2 separate regions of the Homo sapiens genome follow, and region 2 is linked to region 1. A link is an interaction called in ENCODE POLR2A ChIA-PET data of the cell type or tissue named here. Cell type or tissue: PC-9. All regions are shown on one strand. Each heading gives the region's core, and the rest is flanking DNA. Links, peaks and the distances in the headings are about the cores only. Region 1 overlaps SIPA1L3 (signal induced proliferation associated 1 like 3). Region 2 overlaps SIPA1L3 (signal induced proliferation associated 1 like 3).

What was found. Peaks named below come from ENCODE experiments on the same cell type or tissue, not always from the same donor. Only the 100,000 strongest peaks of a DNase experiment are listed, where the experiment ranks them.
Region 2: POLR2A ChIA-PET joins it to region 1 with 13 read pairs; 7 of 35 experiments call an interaction of 5 or more read pairs at or near these places.

The regions. Positions count from the first base shown.
Region 1 is chr19:38,031,058-38,038,496 of GRCh38, reverse strand. All of the region lies in intron 2 of SIPA1L3 (signal induced proliferation associated 1 like 3), which reads right to left. Among named protein-coding and RNA genes, the nearest start is that of SIPA1L3, 130 kb to the right of the region's middle. RefSeq lists an enhancer at 951-1,452. In PC-9, for the core only: no CTCF peak of the experiment used is centred there; no DNase peak of the experiment used is centred there.
Region 2 is chr19:37,950,831-37,958,269 of GRCh38, reverse strand. The region is part of intron 1 of SIPA1L3 (signal induced proliferation associated 1 like 3); the gene reads right to left. Among named protein-coding and RNA genes, the nearest start is that of SIPA1L3, 47 kb to the right of the region's middle. In PC-9, for the core only: no CTCF peak of the experiment used is centred there; a DNase peak (open chromatin) is centred at 4,459; H3K27ac peaks cover 1,512 bases.

The sequences.
Region 1 (7,439 bases), core at 2,083-4,582:
TGCCTCAGCCTCCTGAGCAGCTGGGATTACAGGCGCCCACCACCATGCCTGGCTAATTTTTGTATTTTTAGTAGAGATGGGGTTTCACCATGCTGGCCAGGCTGGTCTCGAACTCCTGACAGGTGATCTGCTCACCTGGGCCTCCCAAAGTGCTGGGATTACAGGAATGAGCCACCTCGTCTGGCCTGCACATGACTTTTACATGAGGAAGATACAGTGCACAGTGGACATCTGTGTGTGTCTGCTCAGAACTCCTTTCCAGCAGCCATGCCATTAGCAAGTCCTGTCCACTCTACCTCCAAACCGTACCCAGAACCTGCCCCCTCCTCTCCCTCCATGCTCCTTACCCTGGCCCCATCCTCTGGCATCTCCAGCCTAGACTAGAGCAACAGCTTCCTCCTTACTCTCACACTGGCTTCTATAATTCACTGTCACCAAGGCACGCTAGTGGCAGATCCTTGGGACATGCAGAGTTTGAAAAATCTCCCGCTACCTGCCCTGACACTGCCCAGGGCATCCCTACCTGCCATCCTCTGACCATGGAAGGTGCCTGCTTTAAGATGAAGGCACCGTGACAGACAGTCCCCCAGGCTATTGTTGAGCTGCTGTGTCACCAGCTCACAGGGTCCAAAGAACCCTCAGACTTGGAGGTGGGGGGCCTGACTGCTTAAGTCTGCATGAATGGGGGTTGCCGTTACCTGGAGCCAAAAGCCTCCAATCCATACGCTCCTTATTGTTTTACTCTATTTACTGGTCAGCAGTTTTTTTCACCAGGTAAAAATTATCCTATGTATCTGCCTGGTTCACTGCCTGTGTCCCGCTCCTCGAATGCCAGCTCTGAGAACAGGGATATTTGTCGTCTTGTTCACTGCTGGAACACCCCCTGCCAAAGAGTGGGAACTCAGCATTTGTTAAGAGAATGACTGAGCTCATTTGATTCTTTCAACAGCTCCAAAAGGCAGGTGTTCCAAGTCCCAGCCTCCTCCTCACCGCCAGCCAGACCCGGCACCATCTGCCCCCACCTACCTCTCCCAGCTCTTGACCCTGCAGTTACACAGGTCTTCTTCCAGTTCCTTCGCAGAGTCAAGCTCCTTCCCACGTCCGGAGCTCTGCTGATGCGGTTCCCTCTACCAGGGACTCTCTCCCCATTCCTCGCCCCCACTGGGGGAAGGTCTACTTATCCTTCAGGCCTCCTCCCAAACGTCAGTCCTTATGACAGACGTTCCCTGACCTCTCAAGACATGTCCGGGCTCTCAGATATGCTGTCACGGCCCTCTGGGCTCCTCTGCCAGAGCACTTAGTGCAGACATAATCACACAGCTGTTGCTGTAATTACTTCAATTCTGTTTCCACCACTAAACTATGAGCTCCAGGAAGGCAGGGGGACACCTCTGCATTTCTAGAGCCCTGAGAAGGCCTGGCACACAGTAGGTGCTGCATAAATACCCCACCAGTCCACTGTGGCTATGAGAGTTACTGCTCACTGAGTATCGTATTTCTAGTCCCTTGTAGTTAGGCAGGACCGTGTGACAGTTCTGGGTGCAGGTGGAAGTGAACACGTGGCTTCTGGGCCTCGGCATCTAAGTGCTGCTGTGCACCTCTCCGTCCCCTTCTGCTGTGGTGTCTCTGCAGCCTGTGAGGCTCCAAGACAGGGGCAGGCCGGGATGGGGCGAGTGGGGGGAGCTCCTGTCAGCCTGGGTCCCTGAGGTACAAGGTTAAGCCCTCCCACCTGACCTGCCCATGTCACAAGTAAGAAATGGACATCTGTTGTGTCCAACCTCTAGGATTTCAGGGTTAATTTGTTACTGCAGCAGAAACTCGCCCATCAGAGGCATTCCTGTGAATGAATGAAGGCAGCTAGAAAGCAGAGACACTGTGATCACCGACCGGAAGGTGTGGAGCAGGGAAACGGCCACCAGCCACCCAGCACGGAACTCAGTGAAAGAACAGAAGCGGGGAATGGGCCAAGCACTCCACGGAGCTGCGACTCTGTGCTCCTGAGGGGGCAGATGAAATGACCCAAAGCCTCCACTGCCTTCAGACAGGGCCTGCCTGGGCAGCCCTCGGGACACACGCTCCTTAGGGATCACAGCCAAGTGTCCGTCCCTGGGGACGGGGAAGGAGGCAGTGCTGAAGCCAGCAACACCCTGGAAAACCCTCTTAGCCAGAGGAAGCTGAACCAGCAAGGCTGCATGAAAGGTCTGGGCTAATTCGGGCTGACAACCTTCCCTCCGAATCACCCACTGGGGCTGTGCCCTCCCGGCTCCATCCCAGAGAATAAATCACACTGTCAGGTCTAATTTGGGGCTTGGCTGATGGGCTGAGCAGAGCATCCATGCGTTCTGGCCACAGAGGTCAAGGGCAGCCTACACTCTTGAGGCCAGTGCTGAAAAGTCTCAGGAATGAACAAGAAAGGGGACCAGGAGGCCAGGAGCCATGGGTCTCCAACACACACCAAAGAAACTCCCAACTTGGCCCATGAAATTCCTGGCCCAGGCTTTCGCTGTATGAACTCTGCTCCCAGAACACAGTCCTGCTACACCTAGGCCTGTGCCAGCTCAGGGCTGGGTGCAGGGCGACCCCTCACATGTCTGGTGAATGAATAATCACAACAGCAGCAGCTCACGCTTATTATCTTATAGGCTGTTACTAAGCCACCTAACCTCCAACATGCAGTAAGGGCTAATGAATGCAAGCTGCCACCATCCTCCTCCTCCTCATTATCATCATCACCACCTCCACCACCGCCACCACCATCATCTCATCATCATCATCTCATTATCATCTATTATGCGACTTCTCGTGCCAGGTACTGTCCTAGGTACTTGAAATTCATAATCCCATCTTAATCCTTACAACCACCTTGGGAGAAAATGGAAGCACCCACAGTTAAGCTGCCCATTTAGGGCTAGTCACGGGCTCAGCTATGACTAGACCCCAGGTCAGCTGGATTCCGGAAAGCTGTGCTCTTGGCCACCGTGTCAACCCATTTTTGCTTTCATCTCCCTGGAGAAGCCTGTCCCCAAACTCCAAGTCACCGTTAGGTGCCTTCTTGGGGTTCCCACAGCCCCGTGGCTTCCCCTATTAGAACTCTTATCACTCTGGGTTGTTTACCTGCAGAACTTCCCAACATACTGTATACCAGGGTAAGCCTCGTGCCCAGCAAGAGGAGCAGGAACATGGGAGGTGCCCAATCAATGATGGTTGGTTGGAAGGATGGATGGAGACCCAAGTCTGAATCTTTCATTTTACTGAGGAGGGAAACAGAAGTTCAGAAAGGAGAGCTGTCGTGAGAGTTTCACTGAAGAAAGGCAGGTGGAGAAGATGGTAGAAACGGCTCCTTGATGAATCTCTATTCCACCTCCAAAGCCCAAAAGCTGCTTCCAGGAGCCCTCTTTGACCCCTAGGCTGGGTTAGGCACCTCCACTGGGTTCCCACTCCCCTGGGCTTCCCCGATCACAGACCTGACCACTCTGGGGTCTGAAGGTCTGCTTCCCTCACCGGATGGGGAGCCGCATGAGGGCAGAGCCACCCAGCCATGAGGCTGGTCCAGTCACCACTGCATCCCCACTACTCTACAGGGACGGGCAGGGGAGGCGCATATCAAATGTGTGCGCAATCAACCAGCAGACCTCCAGAGAAAGAAAAGGCTAGAAGGCTCATCCTGGGAAGAATAACTAAAAGCACAGGTATAGTTTGGAAAAAGGGAGGCCAAGAGGGGTTCCCTCAGCCACTTGTAAGTCCCTGCAGGGCTGCCAGGAATAAGACGTGCAGCTGGTGCTCTCCCGAGGACTAGACCTGAACCAGTGGGAGGTAGTTAGTTACACAGGGGCGGATGTGATTCACAAGACAGTTTTTTAATGATCACAACTTCCCCAAAGCAAAACACACTGCTGGGCTCTGCCCTTGCTGGAAGAATTTAAACCCAGGCCAGACAGTGAGCAGCCTGGTCCCCTGTACCCCACCCCCCGCACCCCCGGACCTCTTATGAGGCAACAAAGTGTAGTGGCTAAGAACAGGGGCCCTGGACCCAGGCTGCATGCCTCCCTGTCCCAGCTCCTCTACCTGGCAGGCAGCTTCACCACTCGTGCCTCAGTTTCCTCATCATTACCATGGGGATATCACAGCAGTGACGTCTTAGGGTAGTTACAAGAACTGAATGAGATCATGCACGTGAGGCGCTTACGGCAGGGCTTGGCACAGAGTCAGCACCCATTAATGTTCATTATTACTGCTTTTCCTTCCCCATGAAACCAGGCAGTGCTGGCTGGCCACCCCAACAGATACTCTCAATTCATTTTTTCTCTGGCTTCCTCCTCAGGAAAGGCTGAAAAGTTAAATAACATTTGCCACCTTCCTTGGAGCTAGGGGAGGCTATGCGACATGGCAGCAGGAGCGATGTGTCCATGAGGGGAAAGATCAAGAGAATCAAAGCGGCTCTGCCCTGACACTGCCCAGCCACCAAACTAACACTGGCAGCCAAGCACCTCCAGGTGTGCTGTTGTGAGCGAGAAATAAGCCCTCATTCAATCAAGCTGCAGTGAGCGGGGGTTTCTGTTCCTGAAACTTGAAGACATTCCTGGCCGAATGCACATACCATGATGCAAATGGCTCAAGGCGCACACCCATGGTAATTGTTTGCCAATTTCAGCTCAGGCCCGCTGCTGAGAACCCCTGACCCAGAGGAAAAACAGTGGGTGGCTGAGCCATACAGTGCTTACCAAGCCCAGTCGCTGTGTTCCACCCTTCCTTTTCAGCTGTATCTACTCCCCATCTGTACAATTATTTACATACACGCACACACACACACACACACACACACATACGTATCTCTCTCGCTCTATTGCCCGGGGCTGGAGTACAGTAGCATGGCCTCGACCTCCTGGGCGCAAGTGATCCTCCTGCCATAGCCGTCCGAGTTCCTGGGACTACAGGTGCATGCCACCAAGCCTGGCTATTTAAAACATTTTTTGTAGAGATGGAGTCTCACTCTGCTGCCCAGGCTGGTCTTAAACTCTTGGCCTCAAGTGATTCTCCTGCCTTGACCTCCCAAAGAGCTGGGATTATAGAGTGAGCCACTGCACCCAGCCCTCAAGTGATGTTCAAGCTTTATATATTTAAAAAGAATCCATATCACCACTAAAAATGAAAAATTGCTATCTTTTGCTACAAAGAAAAGCAAACTTAAAAAATAAACACAATGAAAACAAAACATAGTCACAGTCATTCATTATCTGACGTTGCATAATTTGGGTTCAATGGACTGGCAAAAAATTTTTCACTTTCCTTTTCTATTGCGGGGAACATCAGATCTGGCAATACTCAGGGATAAGACTGGCTCCAGCTGAGCAGGGCTGCCCCTTGGAGAGGGAACACATTTCCTTTTCACAGAAACTGTGTTCAGAAGGGAGATGATTTGACTGTGATCTCCCGGATGGCTGTGGATGAATTAGGCTGGGGACCGCCTCACTCCCTCCTCTATTCAGGGCCTCCTCAGAGAGGCCTTCCTTGGCCACCTTGTCCGAAAATTGCCCTGTGAGGCCAGTCCCCTTCCCTGCTTTATTCATCACTATATACTCCTATATACATCCTATGTACACTATATACATCCAACTTATCCTATATTCACTTCTTTTTTTTTTTTGAGACCGAGTCTCGCTCTGTTGCCCAGGCTGGAGTGCAGTGGCGCAACCTCAGCTCACTGCCACCTCTGCCTCTGGGTTCAAGCGATCCTCCCACCTCAGCCTCTCAAGTAGCTAGGATTACAGGTGTGTGCCACCACGGTTGGCTAATTTTTTTGTATTTTTAGTAGAGACGGGGTTTAGTAGAGACGGCCACCATGTTGGCCAGGCTGGTCTTGAACTCCTGACCGCAAGTGACCCGCCCACCTTGGCCTCCCAAAGGTGTTGGGATTACAGGTGTGAGCCACCATGCCCAGCCCTATATTCACTTTTTATCTGTTTACTGTTTTATTCTCCAGTAGGATGTCCGTTCCCTTAAGGTAAGGAGTTTGTTTTTTCATTCCTGAATCCCTAGTGCCTAGAAGCAGATAGTAGGTGCTCAAATGCATATTTGCTGAGTGAAGGAAAATAAATGAATGAACAAACGAAACCTGTTCATGTTCTTTCCAAGTTCCCTAAGGCCCTGGTTACCACGTAGGAAAAGTGCCGTTCTTCCTGCTGTGTGAGAGGCAATGCTAGGAATTTACTTGGAACTTGGGAGCTTTTATCACATGAAAAAGGAATGTGCTAGATTAAAACAAGTATCTATGAGCCCATAGGATATAAATTAGTAACTAAATAAAGAAATAAGGGGGAAGGGACAGGTCTTCCTTACAGAAGAGTTCCAATTAATAAATGTAGATGGAATGAGAGGCACACAAAAACTGCCATCAGGGAAACAGCACAGCAGTAACTGCTGTAGACAAGACCCGGCCACCAATGGATGGTAAAATTAGTGGGTGGAAGTTTGAGGAAAAGCGGGATGTGGGATATTAGCATAGCCTCAAAGTTTCTCCCCAAAGGTAGCATTTTTGTTTTGTTTTAAAGAGACAGGCTCTTGCTCTGTCACCCACACTGGAGTGCAGTGGCACGATCTCAGCTCACTGCAATCTCCGCATCCTGGGCTCAAGCGATCCTCCTGCCTCAACCTCCTGAGTAGCTGGGACTACAGGTGTGCACCACCACACCTGGCTAATTTGTTTCTATTTTATTTTTTTAGAGCTAGGGTCTCACTTCATTGCACAAGCTGGTTTCAAACTCCTGGCCTGGAGTGCCCCAAGATAGCCATTAATTACAAAGGGAAAAGTGTAACTTTACTGTGGAGAAATCTGGCACACAGCAACTTAACCAAGTGATCTAGGTGAACATTACCGGAAATATGATGCATTGATGTCACAGACCCCCACAATGACGCACTGAGAAGGGCATGCTGCCTGTGTGGCACTGTTCCAAATAATGAATAACCTCAATCAGGTCATGAGAAAACATCAGAAAAACCCAAGTTGAAACACCCAACAAAATAGCAGAGCAGTCCTCTTCCAAAGTGTCTGGGTCATGAAAGGCTAGGAAAGACGGAGGAATTGTTCCAGATCGGAGGAGGTTAAGGAGACAAGAAAACCAAATGCAATGTGGGATCAAGAATAGACTCTTGGAAGAAAAAAGGACATCCGCAGAAAAACTGGTGAAATGTGATTAATGTCTGTCATTGAGTTAATCGTACTGGGTTGTGTGAATTTCCTGTTTTGATCACTGTGTTAAGGTTGTATAAGATGGTAACATGGGGGAAGCTGGATGTAGGGTAGACATGTGAACTTTGTAACCATTTTCACAACTTTTTTATAACTCTAAAATCACTTCAAAATAAAAGTAATCAAGAATTGTGCCAGGAAGCATCCTTTGACAGAAATCTGGCCCCTAGCAACTGTCCCACACACAAGC
Region 2 (7,439 bases), core at 3,227-5,726, 81 kb after region 1:
ATAGAGCAGGGTTTTGCCATGTTGCCTGGGCTGGTCTCAAACTCCTGGGCTGAAGCAATCCAACTACCCTGGCCTCCCAAAGGGCTGGGATTGCAGGCATGAGCCACCATGCCCAGCCTATTTGTAGTATTTTTGCAACTTCTTGTGAGACTGAAATTATTTCAAAAGAAAAGGTAAAAAAAACTTTAAAGGACTGAAATCATACAAAGTGTGGCATCCTATCTCCAAATATCTCCACTAAATAAGATACTTTTTAGGCCAGATATGGTGGCTCATGCCTGTAATTCCAGCACTTTTGGAGGCTGAGGCAGGAGGACTGTTTGGGCCTGGGAGTTCAAGACCAGCCTGGGCAACACGGCAAAACCCTGCCTCCACAAAAATAAAAAAAAAATTAGCCAGGCATGGTGATGCATGCCTATAGTCACAGCTACTCCAGAAGCTAAGGTGAGAGGATCACTTGAGCTCAGAAGTCGAGGCTGCAGTGAGCTGTGATTATGCCACTGTACACCAGCCTGGGCAACAGAAGACTCTGTCTCAAAAAATAAATTAAATTAAATTAAAAATTAGCTGGGCATGGTGACATGTGCCTATAGTCCTAGCTATGCAGGAGGTTGAGATGGGAGGGCTGCTTGAGCCCAAAAGGCCATGATTGTGCCACTGCACTCCAGACTGGGTAACAGTGAGATCCTGTCTCAAAAGAAAAGAAAAAAGAAAAAAAAGAAAAAAAAATTCCATTCACAATAGCATAAAAAAAATACATAAGAATAAATTTAACATAAGTGTAGACTTGTACACTGAAAGCTACAAGCACTGAAAAGCTGAAAGAAATTAAAGACAATCTAAATAAACAGAGAAGCATTCTTTGTACACAAACTGGAAGACTAAACATTAATATGGCAATTCTCACCATATTGACATGTAGAGTCAACACACAGTCTATCAAATCCCAGCAGGCTTTTGTGCAGATATTGACAAGGTGATCTGAAAACTTGTCAGTATGCAAAGGACCCACACAAGCCAAAACAATTTTGGAAAACAAAACAAGGTGAGGACTTAACACTTCCCGATTTCTAAAGTAACTTTAAAGCTACAGTAATGAAGACTGTGGCACTAGCAGTAGGATAGACATTTAAACCAATAGATCAGAAGAAACAAACCCTTATATTAATAATCAAATGACTTTTACCATAGTGCTACCTAATTCAGTGGAGGAAAATGGTCTTTTTTTCAACAAATGGAGCTGGGATAATTGGATATTAATACGCAAAAAGATAAATTTAGGCCCCTTATGTAATACACAAAAATGATATCAAAATTAATGATAGATTCAAAGGCAAGAGTTAAAAGTATGCAACTTCTAGGAGAAAACATGAAAGAAGAACTTCATGATACTGGGTCAAAGAGTTCTTAAATATAATACCAAAAGCACAATCCATAAAAGACTAATTGATAAACGGAATTTCCAAAATTAAAAACTTTTATATTAGGGTGGGCGTGGTGGCTCACACCTGTAATCCCAACACTTTGGGAGGCCAAGGTGGGCGGATCACTTGAGGTCAGGAGTTCAAGACCAGCCTGGCCAACATGGCGAAACCCCATCTCTACTAAAAATACAAAAATTAGCTGGGCATGGTGGCGTGTGCATGTAATCCCGGCTACTCAGGAGGCTGAGGCAGGAGAATTGCTTGAACCCGGGAGGCAGAGATTGCAGTGAGCCGAGATTGTGCCACTGCTCCAACCTGGGTGACAAGAGTGAGACTCAGTCTCAAAAAAAAAAAAAAACAAAACTTTTATACTTCCAAAGGCATGACTAAAAAAATAAAAATATTTTCTGGGAAAAAATATTTGCAAACTACATATCTGATGAGTGTTATCCAGAACATATCAAGAACTCTTACAACTCAATGAAATAACAAGATTAAGAAATAGGCAAACAATACAAATACATATTTCACCAAAGAAGATACACGAATGGCCAATAAGCACATAAAAAGATGATCAACAGCATTAGTCATCAGAGACATGCAAATCACAACTACAATGAGATACCACTGCACACCCACCAGGATGGCTGTAACAATAAGCGTTGGTGAGGATAAAGAAATACTGGACCCCAGCCAGGGGCGGTGGCACGCACCTGTGGTCCCAACTATTCAGGAGGCTGAAGCGGGAAAACAGCTTGAGCCCAGGAGTTTGATACTGTAGTGCGCCATGATCACGCCTGTGAATAGCCATTGTACTCCAGCCTGGACAACATCATGAGACCCTATCTATGAAAATGGCGCAGCCACTTTGGAAAACAATCTGGCAGTTTCTTAAAAACTTAAACAGAGTTACCAAATGACCCAGTAATTCCACTCCTGAGCAGAAATGAAAACATGTCCACACAAAGACCTGAACATAAATGTCTATAACAGCACTACTCATACTAGCCCAAACTGGAAACAATCCAAGTATCCATTAACGAATAATGGTAATGAAATTATCCATTCATGGTTAACGAATAAACAAAATGTGGTTTACCCATACAATAGAATATTATTCAGCAATAAGAACAAATGAACGACTGATATGAGCTATCACCTGGAGGAAGCGCAGAAACATTATGCTAAGTGACGGAAGCCTGGTACAGAAAAGACTACATACTGTATGACTGCATGTATTTGAAATGTTCAGGAAACGCAAATCTACAGAGACAAAGAGCAGGTTAGTGGTAGCCTGGGCCTAGGCGTGGAAGCAAGGACTGCCTGCAAAGAGGTACAAGATGGATATCTTTTGGGGTGGTGGTAATATTCTAAAACTGGATTGTGGTGATAGTTATGCAGCTTCACAAATTTACCAAAAACAGCTGAATTGCATACTCTTTTTTTTTTTTTTTGAGACAGAGTTTTGCTCTTGTTGCCCAGGCTGGAATGCAATGGTGCGATCTTGGCTCACGGCAACCTCCGCCTCCTAGGTTCAAGCGATTCTCCTGCCTCAGCCTCCTGAGTAGCGGGGATTACAGGCATGTGCCAACACACCTGGCTAATTTTGTATTTTTAGTAGAGACGGGGTTTCTCCATGTTGGTCAGGCTGGTCTCAAACTCTCGACCTCAGGTGATCTACCCACCTCGGCCTGCCAAAGTGCTAGGATTACAGGTGTGAGCCACCATGCCTGGCCTTTTTTTTTTTTTTTTTTTTTGAGAGACAGCATCTCACTCTGTCACCCAGGCTGGAGTGCAGTGGTGTGATCCCGGCTCACTGCAACCCCCGCCTCCTGTGTTCAAGCAATCCTCGTGCTTCAGCTACCCAAGTACCTGGGACTACAGGCATGCACCACAATGCCTGGCTAATTTTTGTATTTTTAGTAGAGACAGGGTTTCACCATGTTGTCCTTGCTGGTCTCGAACTCCTGGCCTCAAGAGATCTGCCTGCCTTGGCCTCCCAAAGTACTGGGATTACAGGCATAAGCCACTGCGCCCAGCCTGAATTGCATATTCTGAATGGGTGACTTTTATGGCACGTGTGTATATATACACACATACAGGCGGTGGTGGTGACAACTTCTGTAACCTAATCACCTCTGGACTTCCCACTCCATATGAAACCGCCTGGTTCTTAAAGCCGAGAGGCTTCACGCTTGGATGTGCTTATCACTAGGGGTTTACGGAAACTTAACAGATACAGGAGTATCTTGAAAACAGTGTTTTCAAGGGAAGCAATGTTCAGATCCTCAACATCCACAAGTTCCTCTTCCTAAAACTGATCTGGCTGCAAACCAGCCTGTCTCCTTCCCCACTGCCCACCCGCTGTTGTGCACTCCCCCATTTTCCCAAGGAGCACGACCGAGAGGTGTGTAAACCTCCAGGACTCCAAACACACAACATCAATATTGGTTTCGGGGAAGTAGCCTTTAGTGAACAATAAAAAGCTACTTAAACCCCCAGACTTGCCTGTCTTTCCCTGACTTAAGTATCTTTCTGCCAAACATGAAACTGGGCTTTAAAAATAGGATTTTCTGAACCATAGTAGGATCATGAATGTCAAAGCAGTATAGGTTAGTGGCTCTGATTTGTTCAAAGGGAACATTTTTCAGGACCACTGAATTTTTCTAGATCCACCAAGAAAAAATTCCCAGGGAAAAATTTACATGATTGCTTTCAGCTTCTGTGTACTTTACTCAATAAGGTAGTAAAAACTTTTTTTTATCTAACCACATCATAAAATATTTCAATTACATTCGACCTTCAAAATGTGTACTATTTTCTTCTCCCACAAATAAGACAAATTTAAAGTTACCATAAGCTTATTTTAGATGTTAGCTTTACAGTGTACAAGGAGGTATACAGGGGCTTATCAAAATTCTTTTGGGGAGGATGCAAGCAAAAATGTTTAACGATGATCAGATTAAATTTGAATAATCCTGGCTAACCCATGCCCTAATTCCTGGTGGCTGAGCTGTAGGAACTCAGCATGGGGCACAAATTCTGGGGAAAGCAAGATTTCAGACAATGGCAAAATCACACGTGCCTGGGGGTACAGCCAGCAGCGAGGAGTCAGTCAGGCCTCACAGCCCCTTCTTTCCCAGCTTTCAGGGGCCTCAAAAGCAAAGCTGCTCAAGGGAAGATTTGAAAAGGGATTTTCTGAACCGATAGGTCAATTCAAAAGATTTCCTTTCATTCGAGTAAAAGGGCTTTCGCCCCTCCTTCACCTCAAGTAAGTTTGGCACGCATGCACACACATACACACACACACACATGAGGAATGCATTCACCTTAAATTACCTTGAACTAAGTCAGTGATTACCCTCTTGAATATTTCCCACTATTAGCAAAATTCCTCCTAAGAGCAGACTTTGTTCCGAATTGGTCATGAACTCTATCCAGCTCTTTCCAAAGTTACCTGGGGAGGTACACACTGGGTCAACCATTATCCTAATAAAGTGCACAGATCTGACCAAATTCCTCCTGAAACATGATGCGATACGCCAGGTTTAGCGGCCAGTGTGCAAGGCTGGGTCATGGGCAGGAAAGGAATGTTTTTTTCCAAAGAGGAAAAAAACTGCAGACTTAAACTCTACTTTCATTCATTTGAGAAGGATCCTGGGCCCCCTCTATGGATAGGATTGTAAGCTGAGAATGCGGGTTCACGCCATTCTCCTGCCTCAGCCTCCTGAGTAGCTGGGACTACAGGCCTCCGCCACCACGCCTGGCTAATTGTTTTTGTATTTTTAGTACAGACGGAGTTTCACCATGTTAGCCAGGATCTCCCGACCTTGTAATCCACCCACCTCGGCCTCCCAAAGTGCTGGGATTACAGGCGTGAGCCACCGTGCCCGGCCAAGAATCCTCTGTGCATACACACACTCTGAAGTGTATGCAATCACCCAGGATGGTGTTCAAAATGCAGATACCCAGGCCTCAGGCCCCAAACCAGAATCTCCAGCAATGTGGAACAGAGCTGCTGTATTTTAACAAGTTCCCCAGGCCAGTCTGTTGATCACATAAAGCTAAGAACCGCCACTCAGGAAAGTCTAGCAAAGTGGTTCTCAAATATCTGATTCATACAAATCATTTCTGGAGAATTATTTATTTATTTTTATATTTTATTTTATTTTTGAGACAGAGTCTCACTCTGTTCCTCAGGCTGGAGTGCAATGGCACGATCTTGGCTCACTGCAACCTTCACCACCCGGGTTCAAGGAATTCTCCTGCCTCAGCCCCCTGAGTAGCTGGGATTACAGGTGCCTGCCACCACACCTGGCTAGTTTTTGCATTTTTAGTAAAGACAGGGTTTCACCATGTTGGCCAGGCTGGTTTTGAACTCCTGGCCTCAAGTGATCTACCCACCTCGGCATCCCAAAGTGCTAGGATTACAGGCATGAGCCACTGCGCCTGGCAGAGAATTTTTTAAATTTAAATATAGATTCTAGGGTCCACTAAAATTACTGTATTACTTAGGACTCTTTCGGTTGCAAGTGGCAGAGACCCAATTCAAACTGACTTGAGGGGAAAAAGGGCCAATGTTTTGGCTCCCATTACTGAGAAGTTCAGTTACCCAAAGAATTTGTCTGTAATGAATTATTTCCATCTCCTTTCCACTCGACCCTCTGAGCAAAGATGGTCCCCAGGCCCCCAGCAGCATTAAGCTTACACTCTACAACTTGGCACCTCCATAGGAAGAAAGCTCCTCTTCTTTCCTGGGAGCTCCAGAGAAAGACCTGTCTTAATTCTGATTGGACTGACTCACCTCCTCCCTTCCTTGAACCAATCCCTATGGCAGGAAGATAAGGAATGACCTGAACTGCCCAGGCTACTCCTAAGGCATTTCTAAGTCCAAACCAGGTAGACCAGGACATTCCACAACAGTGGGGCTTTTTTTTTTTTTTTTTTTTTTTGAGACAGTCTTGCTCTGTCGCCAGGCTGGAGTGCAGTGGTGTGATCTCGGCTCACTGCAGCCTCCGCCTCCTGGGTTCAAGTGATTCCCCTGCCTCAGCCTCCCGAGTAGCTGGGACTACAGGCGCCCGCCACCATGCCCGGCTAATTTTTTGCATTTTAGTAGAGACGGGGTTTCACTGTGTTGGCCAGGATAGTCTCTATTTCCTGACCTCGTGATCCGCCCACCTCAGCCTCCCAAAGTGCTGGGATTACAGGTGTGAGCCGCTGCGCCTGGCCCGGGGCTTTTTTTAAGTTGTTTTTTTTCCCACTTCTGTTTCTAAAACTTCCTTCTAGAAAATGTGAAAAATATACAAAAGTTTAAAGAGGAAGATGAAAATAATCTGTAAAGAGGAAGATGAAAATAATCTGTAATCATCCTACCAACTAAAATTTTTAGATCTTCACACTCAAAGCTGTGCACATGAGCACTGGTCTCCTGATTAGAATCCTATTCTGTACAAAGGATGACACTGTGGTTGAGTCTTCATGACAATTCTCCCAAAACTGAAGATAAACATTGTAGTCATTTTCATGTTTGTTCAGCCAACACTGGTTTGCTTCCCTTTTCCAGTTAATTTGCTCTTGTTTGTAACCCCTCAAGATGTGGGTATTTCCTAAGAAGAATCTCTGGATCACAGTACAATTATAAAAATCAGAAAGTGACAGCCTTACGGTACTGTGATCTAACGGACAGACACAATTCCAGTTTCAAGGGCATATTCCAGATTCCCTGCCATATCCCCAGTGCCTGGGGTAAATAATAAATTGCACACAGCGGTCTCAGTAAGTGAACGGACGGGATGGAGGAAGAGCAGTTCCCAACAGGAAAACCCCAAAAGAATGGTGAATGGTTGTAGGGCGGCCAAACCAGCAGATGATCTTCCTCTCCACCTGCGGGAGCAGATGCTCCAGGAGTGAAGCCAGAGAATCCCAACTGTTACCAAGATTCCCCAGGTGATGCCAACCCACAGCCAGGTTTAAGAATCACCGTCTGGGGAATAGATATAACCAGACACAAACACA